2 separate regions of the Homo sapiens genome follow, and region 1 is linked to region 2. Evidence: chromatin contacts called from ENCODE Hi-C or POLR2A ChIA-PET data. All regions are on one chromosome and are shown on one strand. The core of a region is the stretch at or near the end of the contact, and the rest is flanking DNA. Distances in the headings are between cores, read along the strand shown. Region 1 holds the start of SLC51A (solute carrier family 51 member A). Region 2 holds the start of NCBP2 (nuclear cap binding protein subunit 2).

Evidence for each region. Hi-C counts contacts between places; a loop is a spot of excess contacts on that map. ChIA-PET counts read pairs that join two places held with the same protein, here RNA polymerase II (POLR2A). Pooled maps may share reads with other maps.
Region 1: a loop to region 2 is called in a pooled map, with 14 times the contacts of the local background. The contact joins the promoter of SLC51A here to the promoter of NCBP2 in region 2. A Hi-C loop is called at or near these places in 9 of 50 pooled maps. POLR2A ChIA-PET finds 5 or more read pairs at or near these places in 2 of 52 experiments (CD4-positive, alpha-beta T cell and PC-9).

Annotation. Positions count from the first base shown.
Region 1 is chr3:196,215,284-196,222,350 of GRCh38, reverse strand. It overlaps SLC51A (solute carrier family 51 member A), which reads right to left and starts at 5,817. Exons shown (of 9, transcript NM_152672.6): 1 at 5,601-5,817; 2 at 4,415-4,509. The coding sequence starts at 5,638. It overlaps LOC105374304 (a long non-coding RNA gene), which reads left to right and starts at 1,960. Exons shown (of 4, transcript XR_001740544.2): 1 at 1,960-2,993; 2 at 3,592-3,687. RefSeq lists enhancers at 2,706-2,885, 2,966-3,115 and a silencer at 2,759-3,053.
Region 2 is chr3:196,936,912-196,944,070 of GRCh38, reverse strand. NCBP2 (nuclear cap binding protein subunit 2) reads left to right here and starts at 1,543. Exons shown (of 4, transcript NM_007362.5): 1 at 1,543-1,645; 2 at 4,639-4,820; 3 at 6,423-6,561; 4 at 6,989-7,159. The coding sequence starts at 1,568. The coding sequence ends at 7,060. It overlaps NCBP2AS2 (NCBP2 antisense 2 (head to head)), which reads right to left and starts at 1,397. Exons shown (of 1, transcript NM_001355243.2): 1 at 528-1,397. The coding sequence starts at 1,354. The coding sequence ends at 1,055. NCBP2-AS1 (NCBP2 antisense RNA 1) reads right to left here and starts at 4,194. Exons shown (of 3, transcript NR_046630.1): 1 at 3,944-4,194; 2 at 2,929-3,097; 3 at 1,537-1,678. RefSeq lists enhancers at 940-1,099, 864-1,537, 1,320-1,619, 1,670-1,809, 1,840-2,079 and 2 more.

The sequences.
Region 1 (7,067 bases), core at 4,568-7,067, 730 kb after region 2:
AAAACTTAACTTCCTACAGAACTCTGTTTCCATGAAGGACTCCTTGGGATTAAGAGTCTGAGACTTTGGGAAATGCTTGTCTAGTTGACCATTTTGAATATAATCATACTTATAGCAACTATTAAATTTCCCACTGTCTCTGGAATAGCAAAGACTACTTTTTAAAATAATGAAAACAGGAACATTAAATAAGAATTTGAAAAAAGAGTAATCACCCATAATCCCAGCTTTCTAACCAAAAATTATTTCCATGCTTGCATATTTGCTTCCAGTAGCTTAGGAGCACAGTGTAGAGCACTGGAGTCAGACACTTGAGTTCAAAGCAAAATGCCAGGCCGGGCGGGGGGGCTCACGCCTGTCATCCCAGCACATTGGGAGGCCGAGGCGGGCGGATCACGAGGTCAGGAGATCGAGACCATCCTGACTAACACGGTGAAACCCCGTCTCTACTAAAAAATATACAAAAAATTAGCCGGGTGTGGTGGCGGGCGCCTGTAGTCCCAGCTACTCGGGAGGCTGAGGCAGGAGAATGGCGTGAACCTGGGAGGCGGAGCTTGTAGTGAGCTGAGATCACACCACTGCACTCCAGCCTGGGGGACAGAGCGAGACTCTGTCTCTTAAAAAAAAAAAACAAAAAACCAAACCAAACAAACAAACAAACAAAAACAAAGTAAAATGCCACTTACTAATAGCTCTATGGCCATAGACAGGTTACTTATCCTCTCCTTAAGCTTCTTAGCAAAGCACCTGGCGTGTAGTATTTGTTCAATAAAAAGTAGCTTTAAGGCCGGGCGCAGTGATTCACGCCTGTAATCCCAGCCCTTCAGGAGGCCGAGGCAGGAGGATCGCTTGAGCTGGAGCGTTTGAGATCAGCCTGGGCAACGAAGTCAGACTCTGTCTCTACAAAAATTGAAAGTTAGCCCAGGCATGGTGGTGTGTGCCTGCAGTCCCAGCTACTCGAGAGGATGAGGTGGGAGGATCACTTGAGCCCAGAGCTCGAGCTGCCGTGAGCCGTGATTTTAAAATTAAAAAAAAAAAATTGATTCAATCATTCTTCTAGAATAATAGCTTTTTTTTCTCTCTCTCTTTTTTTTAAATTGAGACAGGGTTTCGGTCTGTTGCCCAGGCTGAGGCTGGTGGTGCAATCATAGCTCACTGCAACCTCGACCTCCTGGGGTTGCAGCATGGGCCACCGTGACTGGCCTGAAATAGTTTTCTTAGCATTTAATTTTAAGTTCGAGACCAGCCTGGGCAACATGGAGAAACTCCACCTCTACAAAAAAATACAAAAATTAGCTGGGCTTGGTGGCATGTGCCTGTGGTCCCCAGCTACTAGGGAGGCTGAGGTGGGAGGATCACCTGAGCCCAGCAGGTGGAGGGTTGGGGTAAGCCGAGATCGCACCACTGCACTCCAGCCTGAGTGACACAGTGAGACCCTGTCTCAAAAAAAAAAAAAAAAAGAAAAATTAAGGAACAACAAAGTTTACAAATGAAGCGAGGAAGGAGTTTCGCCACAGCCTCCCAGAGGCACTTCTTCCTGCTTCTCCTATTTCTGGCTGTGCCGTCACCATTGCCCAGAACCAGCACTTACACGCCTAGGTCTTTCCTAGATTGCCTGCTCTTTCTTTGAACTGCCTGTTTCCCAACCCTTCCTCTTCTTTCCCTGCCACTGCCCTGCCTCAGACTCTTTTCCCGCATGGCAGGCCGGGGCAACGACCTCTCATTTACATCCCTGCCTATTTTTTGCTGTTGTTGAGACGGAGTCTTGTTCTGTCACCCAGGCTGGAGTGCAATGGTGAGATCTCGGCTCACTGCAACCTCTGCCTCCCGGGTTCAAGCGATTCTCCTGCCTCAGCCTCCTGAGTAGCTGGGATTACAGGCACGCGCCACCACACCTGGCTAATTTTTGTATTTTCAGTAGAGACAGGATTTCACCACATTGGCCAGGCTGATCTTGAACTCTTGACCGCAGATGATCCGCCTGCCTCGGCCTCCCAAAGTGCTGGGATTACAGGCATGAGCCACGGTGTCCGGCCGCATCCCTGCTTCTTAAGCCTCTTCCTCTGCAGTCCATCCTGATTACTAACGAATGGCCGAGAAGCACGACTTTCATCCAGCCACTCCCAGCCTCAGAGCCTTCACGAGCTCCTTCTCGCTGCGGGATAAAGCACAGCTCCTCCGCCAGCCCGGCGCGCAGCGGGCCTCACCTCTCCTGCCCGGCCCTCTCAATTGTCCCCTGCTCTTCCACCAGGATCCTTGAATCCTGCCAGACCTCGCTCCCCTGGGCCTGGGGCGTCCCCGAACTCATCCTCGCAGCTTCCCTGTCCCAGGAGGGCCCGCTGGCCAAATCCTCCCCACTCTGCCTGCGGCGAGGCTTGCTGGACTAGCAGACTCAGAATGGCCTGTTCTGAACAGCCTTGGGGTTTCCGTTTGCACATTCTGAAGCAAAGCAATGTGAGAACCGTTTTCATTGCGTGAGGCAAGGTTTCTCAACCTGAGCACTATTGACACTTTGGCCTGAATAATCTTTTCTGTGGGGGCTCTTCCCGTGCCCTGTAGGAAGTTTAGCAGCTTTCCTGGCCTCTGACCACGAGATGCCAGTAGCACCTTCCAGTGTGGCAACCGGAAGTCTCCCGACACTGCCAAATATTCCCTGGGGGGACAGCTGCTGTGTAAGGGAAGGCTTGTACCACCAGCTGCACTCTCTCAACAGGAGGTTCACTGGAACTAGATGTAGCAGCCACCTACTGCCACTAACCACAGAGTGGCCACCAGGCATCTCCGGACACTGGCAGTTGGCAACCGCTCTGGTTCAGATCATCTGAAATGAAGCCCTACACAGCCCAAGGACACGCCCACGTCTGCAACAGAACGCACACTGAGAGCTTCCTGTTGCCTGGGAAACGTGTTAAATGTGCTACAGAGACACAGACTTGTATCCAACATTTCAGAGGTAGTCAGTATGCAGCAGGAAAACAAAATAAAACGCAGGCGTGAGTCACATTTTCTCTAAGCATGCTCGGGCCGTGATTCTCAATGTTTTTGGTGTCCGGGGAATAAGCTGAGCCCCATCCTATGCCTTTCACTTTCTTTTTCTTTTCCTTTTTTTTCTTTTATTTTTGAGACGGAGTCTCACTCACTCTGTTGCCCAGGCTGCAGTGCAGTGGCGTGATCTCGGCTCACTGCAACCTCCGCCTCCCGAGTTCAAGCAACTCTCCTGCCTCAGCCTCCCGAGTAGCTGGGATTACAGGTGCCCGCCACCACGCCTGGCTAATTTTTGTATTTTCAGTAGAGACGGGGTTTCACCATGTTGGCCAGGCTGGTCTCCAACTTCTGGCTTCAAGTGATCCACCTGCCTCGGCCTCCCAAAGTGCAGGGATTACAGGCGTGAGCCACCGCTCCCAGCCAATGCCTTTCACTTTCAAAAGTAATTCAGTAATAGAATCTTGTTGGCCAACACTGCGAGGACTTTTGCAGGTTCACCTATGTTTTTTTTTTTTTAATTACTGTTTTATTTGGAAAAAGTGCTTCTTGCAAAAGGGAAGCTGCAAAACAGAGACCTCTGCAACAATTACTTGTTTTTTCTTAAAGTGAAAGAATGGGTGGGATCCAAGGAATCAAAGCAGTAGATGGACGACCAGGAGCACCCCAAGTTATCTTCAGGAAACAGAGCGACAAAACGCAAAGGTAAAATTTCCAGTCAAGGAATTCTTCCAACAGCTGAACTTGAGCTGGCCTCGGGGATCCCCACACCCTCCCCTTCAGTGGACAATTATGACTTATTATTGCAAACAAATTACTCCACTACAATAAACACTGTAGAACAGGTTTTTGAATCCCATCTGTCCACCTGAGAGCTCAGGGGTGGAATGAGGCAAATACCCACAAACACACACACAAAAACCCGACAACAGAATGCTCCAGTGAGGACAAAGGTTTTTCAGAAAGGCTGGATCGTAAAACAAATACAACTGGTTCACCTGTGTGAAGCACGTCACTCACCGTAACCACCCTCTAGAGTGACATGGGTCCAGGGCGGATGCCGTGCAGCCCTCCAGGAGACCCGATGGGGCTTGGACCACTTGGGCACCATCTTGGGTCCCCAGATGGCTCTGGGGTCTGAAAAAGCGCCCCAGGTCGCAGTGTCCGCAGTTTGAATGAGCTTTGAGGCCAGTTTTGTGGAGGCCCAACATGACGGTTGCTCTCCGGAGCCAGGCTCTCATGCTACCCTTTTGACCCACTGACTCCTTGAGGCATTGCCCTTCTCCAGAGCCTTAACCACGATGACAGACACCGGGCCAGTTATTCTCCCCGGCTGCCCAGGTGCACCAGCTCAGGGCCGCCTCTCCCCAGCTCCACTCAGCTATCCTGGTTTCCCTCCTCTCAGTTCCCTCTGAGGAGGGTCCCCACTCACCTCTCAGGAGTTGGGCTGCTGTGGGAGGCTGAGAGAAGCAGGCGGAGGGGATGCCGTAATTGGTCTTCAGCACCTCCAGAAGATCTGCTGTGTACCTGGCGAGACACCAGCCTGTGCTCAGAACCATGGGGGCTGGGGGAAGGGGGAGGGTTGCACACTGGACCCTCAACCACTCCTGAGTGCAGGACTTTGTCCATTTCCCCTCAGGGCCTCTTTCTCTCTCTTTCTTTCTTTCCTTCCTTCCTTCCTTTCACTCTCTCTTTCTCTTTCTCTCTCCCTTCCCCTTCCCCTTCTCCTTCCTTCCTTCCTTCTGCTCTCTCTTTCTCTTTCTCTCTTCCTTCCCCTTCTCTTTCCTTCCTTCCTTCCTTCCTTTTTCTTTCTTTTTTTTTCTTTTTGAGACAGGGTCTTGCTCTGTTGTCCAGGCTGGAGTGCAGTGGTCTGTCTTGGCTCATACAGGCAGCCTTGACCTCCTGGGCTCAAGTGATCTACTCAACCCCCATCCCCATGAGTAAGCTGGGACTACAGGTGCACGCCACCAGGCCCGGCTAATTTTTTATATTTTTGGTAGAGACAGGATTTCGCCATGTTGCTCAGACACTGGTCTCGAACTCCAGGACTCAAACTGGAACTGGGCTTAAACTCCTGGACTCCCGCCTCAGCCTCCCAAAGTGCTGGGATTACAGGCGCCCGGCCTCAGGGCCCTTTTCTTAGAGGGAGTGGAGAACTGGCCCAGGTGGGGGAGTAAGACAAGCTGCCACCTAGCCAGGCTGTGCCTGGCTGCCGTGCCTGAAGAGCCCACCGTGGATTCTCTCCATGCGGGTCGGGCAGCAGCCCAGGGACTGACCAGAGAGGAAGAGCAGGATCCCAGAGGAAGGGTGAGTCCTTACAGACGGACGGGCCCCCTGCTGCTGAGGGATGCTGCCATTTCCTCTGCGAATGCCTTCCACAGCCCCCGCTCTGCGACCTTTCTCTCCCCACGCTGGGGGGCAAGGCCGAGGCCCTGGAGTGTCACACCCTGGCCCAAACCCACGTTGTCCCTGAGGACCTAGGAACAGCTAGAGCATTTCCAGTCCTGTCTCATTCTGAGTGCGGCCGCCAAAGGGCTCTGGGAGGGAGAGAGGACAGGCCGCGGGATAGGGGCCACCGCTGCCCAGCGACTGGCCCAGGGCCCGCCGCCCTCACTTACCTGGGGTCAAGCTTTATCTGGGTCCTGCCCGGCTCCATCGCCGCGTTCTCTCCAGCAATCCCGCAGGCACCGGGGTGAGGAAGGGCAGGCGGGGCGGGCAGGTGGGGGCCGGGGGCAGGGTGGCTTGCCTGGGCCGGGGTGGGGGGCAAGCAGAATTGCAGAGTCTTCCCCTCTGCCGCTCTCCCTCCTTGAGCTTCCCGGGCCAACTTTCTATCTCAGAGTTCACCCCGGAGGAATTTGATCCTCTAGGCTGGCGGAGTTCCCTGTGCCTGACTCGTCCCTGCCCCCAGGTGTGGTCCCTCCCACCTCTTGGACAGGTGCCTTTGGCCACCCCTTGCCTCTGGCCCGGCCCATCCTATAGGATTTTGCTGCCAGTCTGCCCTGCCCTTCCAGGAGCCTTCTGGGGTGGGGTGGGCTCACCACGAAGCCCCTGCCCTGGGCCGGGGTGGGGACGAAGTCCTCGCTCCTCACCGCAGTGTTCCCTGGTCAGCGGCCCCTGAAGAACCTGCTGGAACTCAGGCTTGGGCACTCTGCAGCGGGGAGACTCAGGGCTGAGGCCTCGGCCGTGTTTGGTGCTGTCAGCCTGATGTGTGGAAGGGAGGACAGGCTGGAAAAGCCAGATGAGGCCGGTGTGGGTTTCCCAGACCCCAGTTCATCACATCTGGATGATGGGCTTAGCCACCCCCACGCTGGGCCGGAAGATGCTGTATTTAAGAGGCAGAGTTGCAGAGTGAGATTGCTGGGCATTTGACAGGTCTTGAAAACCTGCTGAATTACAGGCTTGCAAACGATTTTATTGGCTGATAGCTTCCCTTTTCTCTCTCTCCACATAGACTGAAATCTCTTCGAAGCCAGACACAGCATCTTGTACTGTGGTACGGTGGTACCTCTAGGTTCCTGGCACGCAGCCTGACACATACGAAGGGCCCCTTAGAATTTGGTTGCATAGCTGATGAAAGCAGCCAGCGTCTGTCAGCATGTCTGGTGTGCCAGGGCCCGCAGGACATGCAGTGTGTTCCTTAGCTTATTTAAACTTTACCACCGCGTTACAAGGGAAGTAGTATCCTTATTCCCATTTTACAGATAAGGAGGCTGAGGTCCAGAGAGGCTAAGAAACCAGGTCAGACAGAAAGCTGTGGGGTGTGGAGAGCGGCCAAAGGGGCCTGGGGGAGGGGCTCTGTTGGGGCATGGTGGAGATGGAGGTAGTGAGAAGAGGGCCCAGGAGAGGGTGCAGAGGGTCAATTCTGGGAAGGGAGAGGGGGCTTCCTGCGCTGGGCTGGTGAGGCCATACAAGCAGTGGAAGCAGTCCCTGATGGGGTACCCGGAGGACTCCCCACTCCTGTGCCCAGACACCTCAAAGTCTCTCCCAAGAGTCAAGCTGCATCCCCCTCCAGCTTCCCCTCCTCCTAAAGTCCAGTTCCTGGGACAGGACAATGTCGTGAGGCAGGCGTCTCAGGGGCCAGCTGC
Region 2 (7,159 bases), core at 294-2,793:
TCCAGGTAACTTGTTCCATGGCAGGCAGTAGTCTTTTTTTTTTTTTTTTTTTTTTTTGAGAAAGGTTCTCGCTATGCTACCCAGGCTGGTCTCATCTCAGGCTCATGCGATCCTCCTGCCTCTGCAGTGGCTGGGATAAGACACAACTGCCACCAGGCCCTGCCCCTAGGCAGTAGTCTTAATGCCTGATGGTGGGGGGTTGGGGAAGGAAGGGGTTGAGTATCAGGGTAAATGCTGCAGAGCTGTGTTAAGGACTTAGGCCCTGGAGTCAAATGCCTCTGCTCACATCCCACTCTGCAAGACTTTGGGCAACTTAAGCAGCAGCCTCTGTTTCCATCGCAGTGGCTCTTGCCTATAATCCCAGCACTTTGGGAGGCTGAGGCGGGAGGATCACTTGCGCCCAAGAGTTCGAGACCACCCCATCTCTACAAAAAAATCCAAAAAGTAATCTGCTTCCTCATGTGAATGTCGTTGTAAGGAGTGAGATAACACATAGAGTGCAATGAGCAAGTCCCAGCACAGAAGACTCATTTCATAAAATACGTGTTTATTATTACCATAGGCCTACAGTCCCCGGTATTCTTAACACATCTTGCCTGAGAAGTATCACACTCATGCCTATCAACCAGCTCACACATTTAATCAAAGGAATTTGGCAGCTGTAGGGTTGTCTTTTCATCCATATCGTCCCTGGAATTAACTGTCCTGCTATACCAGTCAGATTGAGCAGCATCTGTCAAGAGTTTCAGTCCCACTTGCAGAGGAAAGGCTCTCTGGCTTCGGTCCGTGGCTCTCCGTAGGTGCCGTGTCTGGACCCAGCCTACCTTCATCTCTGTTAGGCTTAGGGCTGTCTCCACACTGTGTCTTGTCCAATCACAAGACTTCAACGGAGCGGGCGGTCTGGCCTAGGCTCTTATGCGTGGGATGTCTGCAGGCCAACAATCCCAGTCGGGATTCGAAGCCGCGCGCAGTGCCCGGAATGACCCCTCCACATTGATGCCACTGTAGAGCCCGGAAGGAAAAGCAAGCGGCCTCGGCCCCGCACAGCCCAGGATTAAATGTTTGCGCCAGGGCCCCTCTGGCTACCTGGTGGTGGCCCCGAGCGGCCTCGGAGGCCGCGGCGTAGCTCCTGGGTGAAGGCGTCTCTAAATCGCTCAGCGCGGCGGCACAGGGAGCCCACGGGCCCAGCCGCGAGGTCCTGCAGGCGGCGGGCCGCGTCCTGGCCCCGCAGCTGGGCCTGCAGCAGTGCGAAGGCCGTGAGCTGCGCCGCACGTCGGATAGGCCGCGACTCTGACAGACGTTCCACCAGCTGCGGGCTGTGCAGCAGGGCGGCCAGCAGCCGCCGCAGCACCATCTTCTCCAAGCGCCCGGAACCCGACCTCGCCGCCCTCGTCTTCCGCCCCGCGGCGCCCGACCCGGACGTCTATGCCCCCGCGCAGCTTGATGACGACACGCCGCCCTCGGATTGGGTCCAATGAGATGCTCGCCTCCGCGCGTTTCCGCTTCCGCCATCGCGGACGCAGCCTCGTGCCGGGAGTCGCCGCATTGTGGTCCGCTTCTCTGCACTATGTCGGGTGGCCTCCTGAAGGCGCTGCGCAGCGACTCCTACGTGGAGCTGAGCCAGTACCGGGACCAGCACTTCCGGGTGAGGGAGGCCGGGCCGCGAGACGGGAAGGCCCTGGGCAAGAACGCTGAGAAACGGTTTGCTCTTGTCTCATTGTGTCGCCTCCCATTCAGCTGAAATCCGCAAACGCCAAGTGGGGCCCCGGTGCCTGCTGGCGAGGCAGGGAATGGGTGCTGGAAGGGCGCTTGGATATCACTGAAGCCACTTGCTCTGGAAGACGGGGAACTGGAGGCTCGCTTATCCCATTCGCTCGCAGCCGCTCCCTGTACCCCAGCCAGTGCCGAGAGGTTTGAGCGGTGGTGGTGGTGGCGGCTCCCGTTTCCACGGTTGTGCCTCCGCAGACGACTACGTAGCAAGGGGGAGGGGTGCCCTTCTCTCTCCCAGAGTAGGCAGAGGCGCCTTCCTGATGCAGATGCGGGGCTTTTTGCTTTGTTTTTTAAATCGGCGAAGCAGTGCCCTTCGGCGATTCGGGCCCCTTCTCTGGGAGGATGGTGTTACGGAAGCTGTACGCGGTGCGTGGGAGACACAAGTGGAGTCCTCACTCCGCCCTCGGGGAAGCTTCGGAGTGGGGAGGTGGACCCGCCAAGCTCGGCACTTTGAGGGTGTTCGGATGTAAAGATCGGAGAATTGCTGGATTTCAGAAGAGGGAAATTTTTAGTCCGGACTATATCACAGTATATTTTGTGGAAAAAGGGGAGGCAGCAGATATTCAAAGTAGACTTTTCAGTATCAGCGGAGGTAGGGATGGAATACGGTTGGGGGTTGGCGGGGCGGGACTCATTAACCCAATTATTTAGTAAACGTTTATCGAGTGCTGTCGCCAAATCCTTGTGCTAAACCCTAGAGGGAGAGGGAAGACAGTTTCTGCGCTCTGCGAGCTCATAATCCCCTGTAGTGAGGATTCAGAAAAGGGAAAAATCCCCTTGTGACTGGGAAAGGAAGGGGCGCATATAGCAGAGGGTAAGTGTGGAGAATGTGTGAAATGTGTTACTAGAGTAGGGAAAGGGAAATTTTGTTTGACGCTAAATTAGGGAAGCTCTTAGATTTATTTAGTCAAGGCTGGGAACGGTGGCTCACGCCTGTAATCCCAGCACTTTGGGAGGCTGAGGCGGGTGGATCACGAGGTTAGGAGTTCAAGACTAGCCTGGCCAAGATGGTGAAACCCCGTCTTACTAAAAATACAAAAATTAGGCGGGCGTGGTGGCAGGCGCTTGTAATCCCAGCTATTCGGGAGGCTGAGGCAGGAGAATCGCTTGAACCGGGGAGGTGGAGGTTGCTGTGAGATCGCGCCACTGCACTCCAGCCTGGGCAACAGAGCGATATTCCTTCTCAAAAAAAAAAAATTTATTCAGTTAATGTATTTTATTTTTTGAGACAGAGTCTCGCTTTATTGCCTAGGCTGAAGTGCAGTGGCGCAATCACGGCTCACGCAGCCTCAACCTCCTGAGCCTAAGTGATCCTACCCACCTCAGCCTCCTGAGAAGCTGGGACCACAGGCTCGCGCCACCACATCCAGCTAATTTTTTGTAGAGACAGGGTCTCCCTGTGTTGCTCAGGCCAGTCTCGAACTCTGGGACTCAAGCGATCCACCTGCCTGGGGCTTCCCAAAGTGCTGGGATGCCTAAGTGCCAGGCATGATTTGCACTTCTACCACTTTTAGTTACTACTTTAGACAGTTCCACATCCTGACCATTTTGAACTTAAAGCATCCTGTGAGATGAAAACTGGAACCTTCTGACTTTGTCTATTATTCATCTCCTCAGTCTAAACCTGTAGCTTTTTTTAGATGCTAATGCCATACTGTCATGTGGAATTTCTAGCATTCTGTGAATGGAATCCATATTAATATACTTTAAGCACTTACACCACAGTTATCTTAAACTGTAGGCTATTTATTTGGATCTTACTTACATGTGTGAGAAAAGTAGAAAAAGAAGATGCCTCCTTTCCATGTTCACAAATCAGTAACAGCAGTAAAATGAAAGGAATTTACTTTCTCTAATGTCTCACTCCAAAGTTCCGAAAACCTCTTTTTAACATACAATGACTATTGTCCTGTGGACTTTTTTTTTTTGAGATAGAGTTTCACTCTTGTTGTCCAGGCTCAAGTGCAGTGGTGCAATCTCAGCTCCCTGCAACCTCCACCTCCCAGGTTCAAGCGATTCTCCTGCTTCAGCCTCCCGAGTAGCTGGGATTACAGGCGCCCGCTGCTACCATGCCCAGCTAATTTTTGTATTTTTAGTAGAGACAGGGTTTCATTCACTATGTTAGCCAGGCTGGTCTCAAACTCTTGACCTCAGGCGATCCACTCGCCTCAGCCTCCCAAAGTGCTGGGATTACAGGCATGAGCCACCGCGCCTGACCCCGATGAGCCATTTTGGACCCAGGGCTTTGTCTGTCAGGTGTGTTGGATGAAGCCCAGTTATATGCTTAAGTCTCTGGCTTCATCCTGTCATCCCAATTTGGAAGCCCATTAAGAAAGTGAGCTCTGTTTTGTTTTTAGTGATCACTACATTTTCCCCTAAACTCAGAGAAAGATCTATGAGCACGTAAAGCATCAAGGTTGTGGCTTTCAACAGTCTCTAGGGGGTTATTAAAGAGGAACTCTCTCTCTCTCTGAAAACCCACTTATTTTTCACTACGAAGGATAAAAGGGCCCTTTGTCATATATTGGGTCAAGGTCCAGAGTCTACACTTGGGTTTAAAGGATGCACTGCTGAGGATATGGTGTGTGCAGGGAAAAGGGAAGCCGCTTGCGTGGCAGTCGGGCGTAGAAGTGACTTTGTTGTATGTGGTATAACTTTTGAGCCCTGTCTCTACTAAGAGTCTGGACTTCGCATAAGTGCTTCACAGAAGGTCGACATCCCCCTTTTTGGGCAAGGGATTTCTGGTAGGCTGGGATGAGAGAAGTTGATTTCCAAACCAGAATTAATGAATGTCTCTACCGTACTTAGAAATACTATTTAAGCAAGGCTCTGAAGTTGCTTAACTTTTGTCTCTATTTGAAATTCTAGGGTGACAATGAAGAACAAGAAAAATTACTGAAGAAAAGCTGTACGTTATATGTTGGAAATCTTTCTTTTTACACAACTGAAGAACAAATCTATGAACTCTTCAGCAAAAGTGGTGACATAAAGAAAATCATTATGGGTCTGGATAAAATGAAGAAAACAGCATGTGGATTCTGTTTTGTGGAGTATCCTTCCCATGGATCTAATGTAGCTGCTGAACCAGGGTAGAGCTGAGAGTGGTAGCTCATAAGCGTCCCTGCACTCGTCCCTACGTTTTCCTTCATCTCCCTCCTACTTTCCACCCAGTGTGTCTCTGCCCTTATACTGTAAAGCTGATACTATTTATATTCTCTTCTGAAATCCATGCTTTATGGTTCTTTAACAAAAAGTTTTTCAAGAATGTTTGCCCTTCACGTAAAAAAAAAAAAATTCCAAAGAATGTAGTGAAAATATAAAAATCTCGTACTGTTCTAAACCCCTAATGCCCTTTGCCAGAGGCAGTCAGTTACCAGTTTCTTGGGCGTCTTTCAAGAAGTAACCCTGTGGGTGTGCGGTAGTGTATTTCATGTGCTGTTTTTAAAATCATTTTTTTATTTTTTATTGTTCCATTTCAGCATATGTAGGTCTTTTTTTAAAATAGCTGTACAGCTGGGCATGGTGGCTGGTGTTTGTAGTGCCAGCTGCTCAGGAAGCTGAGGCAGGAGGATCAGTTGAGCCCAAGATTTCAAGGCTGCACTGAGTTGTGACTGTGTTCCAGCGGGGGTGACGGGTTAAGACCCCATCTTTAAAGAAAAAAACTTTTAAGTAAATAGCTGTATAGTATTTCATTATATAGATGTATATAACCTGACTGTATAGGTACAAACCAAAACTATTTACTTTGATCATTTAATTCCCTTACTCAGACTCTTTTAAGTATTGGACCTCTTGGATTTATCCTATGTTCTTTTTACTGTATGTTTTGGTCATTCAATTTAATATTCTGAGAAATTTTGCAGGCCCAATTTAATATATCTTTTGAATTTTTTCCTGTGCCCTGAATTATGTTTGTTTCGGTTGAAATTTTTCCTTAAGTGTCTGGTGATCCCTGGATTTCTGCTCATAATTAAGGAAAAGAATGCTGACTCACTGGACCCAGGCAGGGCTTCTCTCCCAGATTGCAGGCTTGCCTCGGGGATACACAGGTTTCCCAAATGCTAGAATGAAAAGAGATTTTATTTTGGCTTGCTAACATCAAAGATACTAGTTTCTCCAGATGGTTTATTCAGAACACTGTTGTCTTATTTTTATTTGTCTGAGATTAAATGTCTTCCCCTTTAATTAAAGGGAGGTCTCTGATGAAGTAGGTTTGGGAACTGCTACCTTGGTGACAGCTTGAGTCTTTCCTTTAGTGAAGTGCAGCACAATTCCACGTGCACGGTGACCTTCTCTTGATTAGGGTGCCTTGGAATGTACAGAACCTAACTTGAATATACAGCACTGGTTTCTTGGATAAGAAGTGTACAGTGATCTAAACTTGCAAACCAAAATACAGAGATGATGGGACCAAAAATTATCAACAGGAATGTCCAAGAAATATGATCAGTGTAGCCATGGATACGTGTCATATTTGACTCTATGTGCTTCCAAACCAATCGCAAACAGGCCTGGGCAAGCTGAATTACTGTCTTTGAACTCCATCTGGTTGGATTAGCTCTTGTACTTTTTAACAACTCAGCTTCATTTACATGTTGTTCCCCTATTTCCAGAAATGTTTGGAAAAATGCTAGTGTTCCTTAATACTTAAGATATTACTCACGCGCAGATGCGGAAAACGCCATGCGGTACATAAATGGGACGCGTCTGGATGACCGAATCATTCGCACAGACTGGGACGCAGGCTTTAAGGAGGGCAGGCAATACGGCCGTGGGCGATCTGGGGGCCAGGTATGCAAGAAGGGTCTCTGGGCTCAGCCATTGCCTGGGATTCCAGTCACAATGACAGGTGTTTTGGCAATTTGTATTTACTCTTTTGTAAATAACTTTGTGTCTATAACCTTGGCTTGAAGTGGATCTGAAAACCACCCAACGGTTTGGGTGAATTTTTTTTTTAAACCGTGAAATGGTATGTTCTGTACGTTTCTAACAAGCAACCATTCTTGAACTTCTGCTAGGGCTAGGTATCTTCCACCTGCAGGAACATCTAAAATGAAAGCAAAACGCACTGAAGTGAGCTGAAGTGCATATGTCCTGCTTGAAATGTTCACATTGTGGCATCTGAACAGGTTTCACTGTTTGTCTAACATGTTTGTGGGAGGCATATTTGTTACACCATTCTTTTCCATACTGTAACTCTGGATTCTTTCCATTAAAGGTTCGGGATGAGTATCGGCAGGACTACGATGCTGGGAGAGGAGGCTATGGAAAACTGGCACAGAACCAGTGAGTGGTGAGAGCTCTGTCAGTGACAAACACTCCTTTGGCCTGTTGAATTTGCTGAAGAACATCACCTAAAGTCTGCACACGAGCCCATTTTTACCAAGAT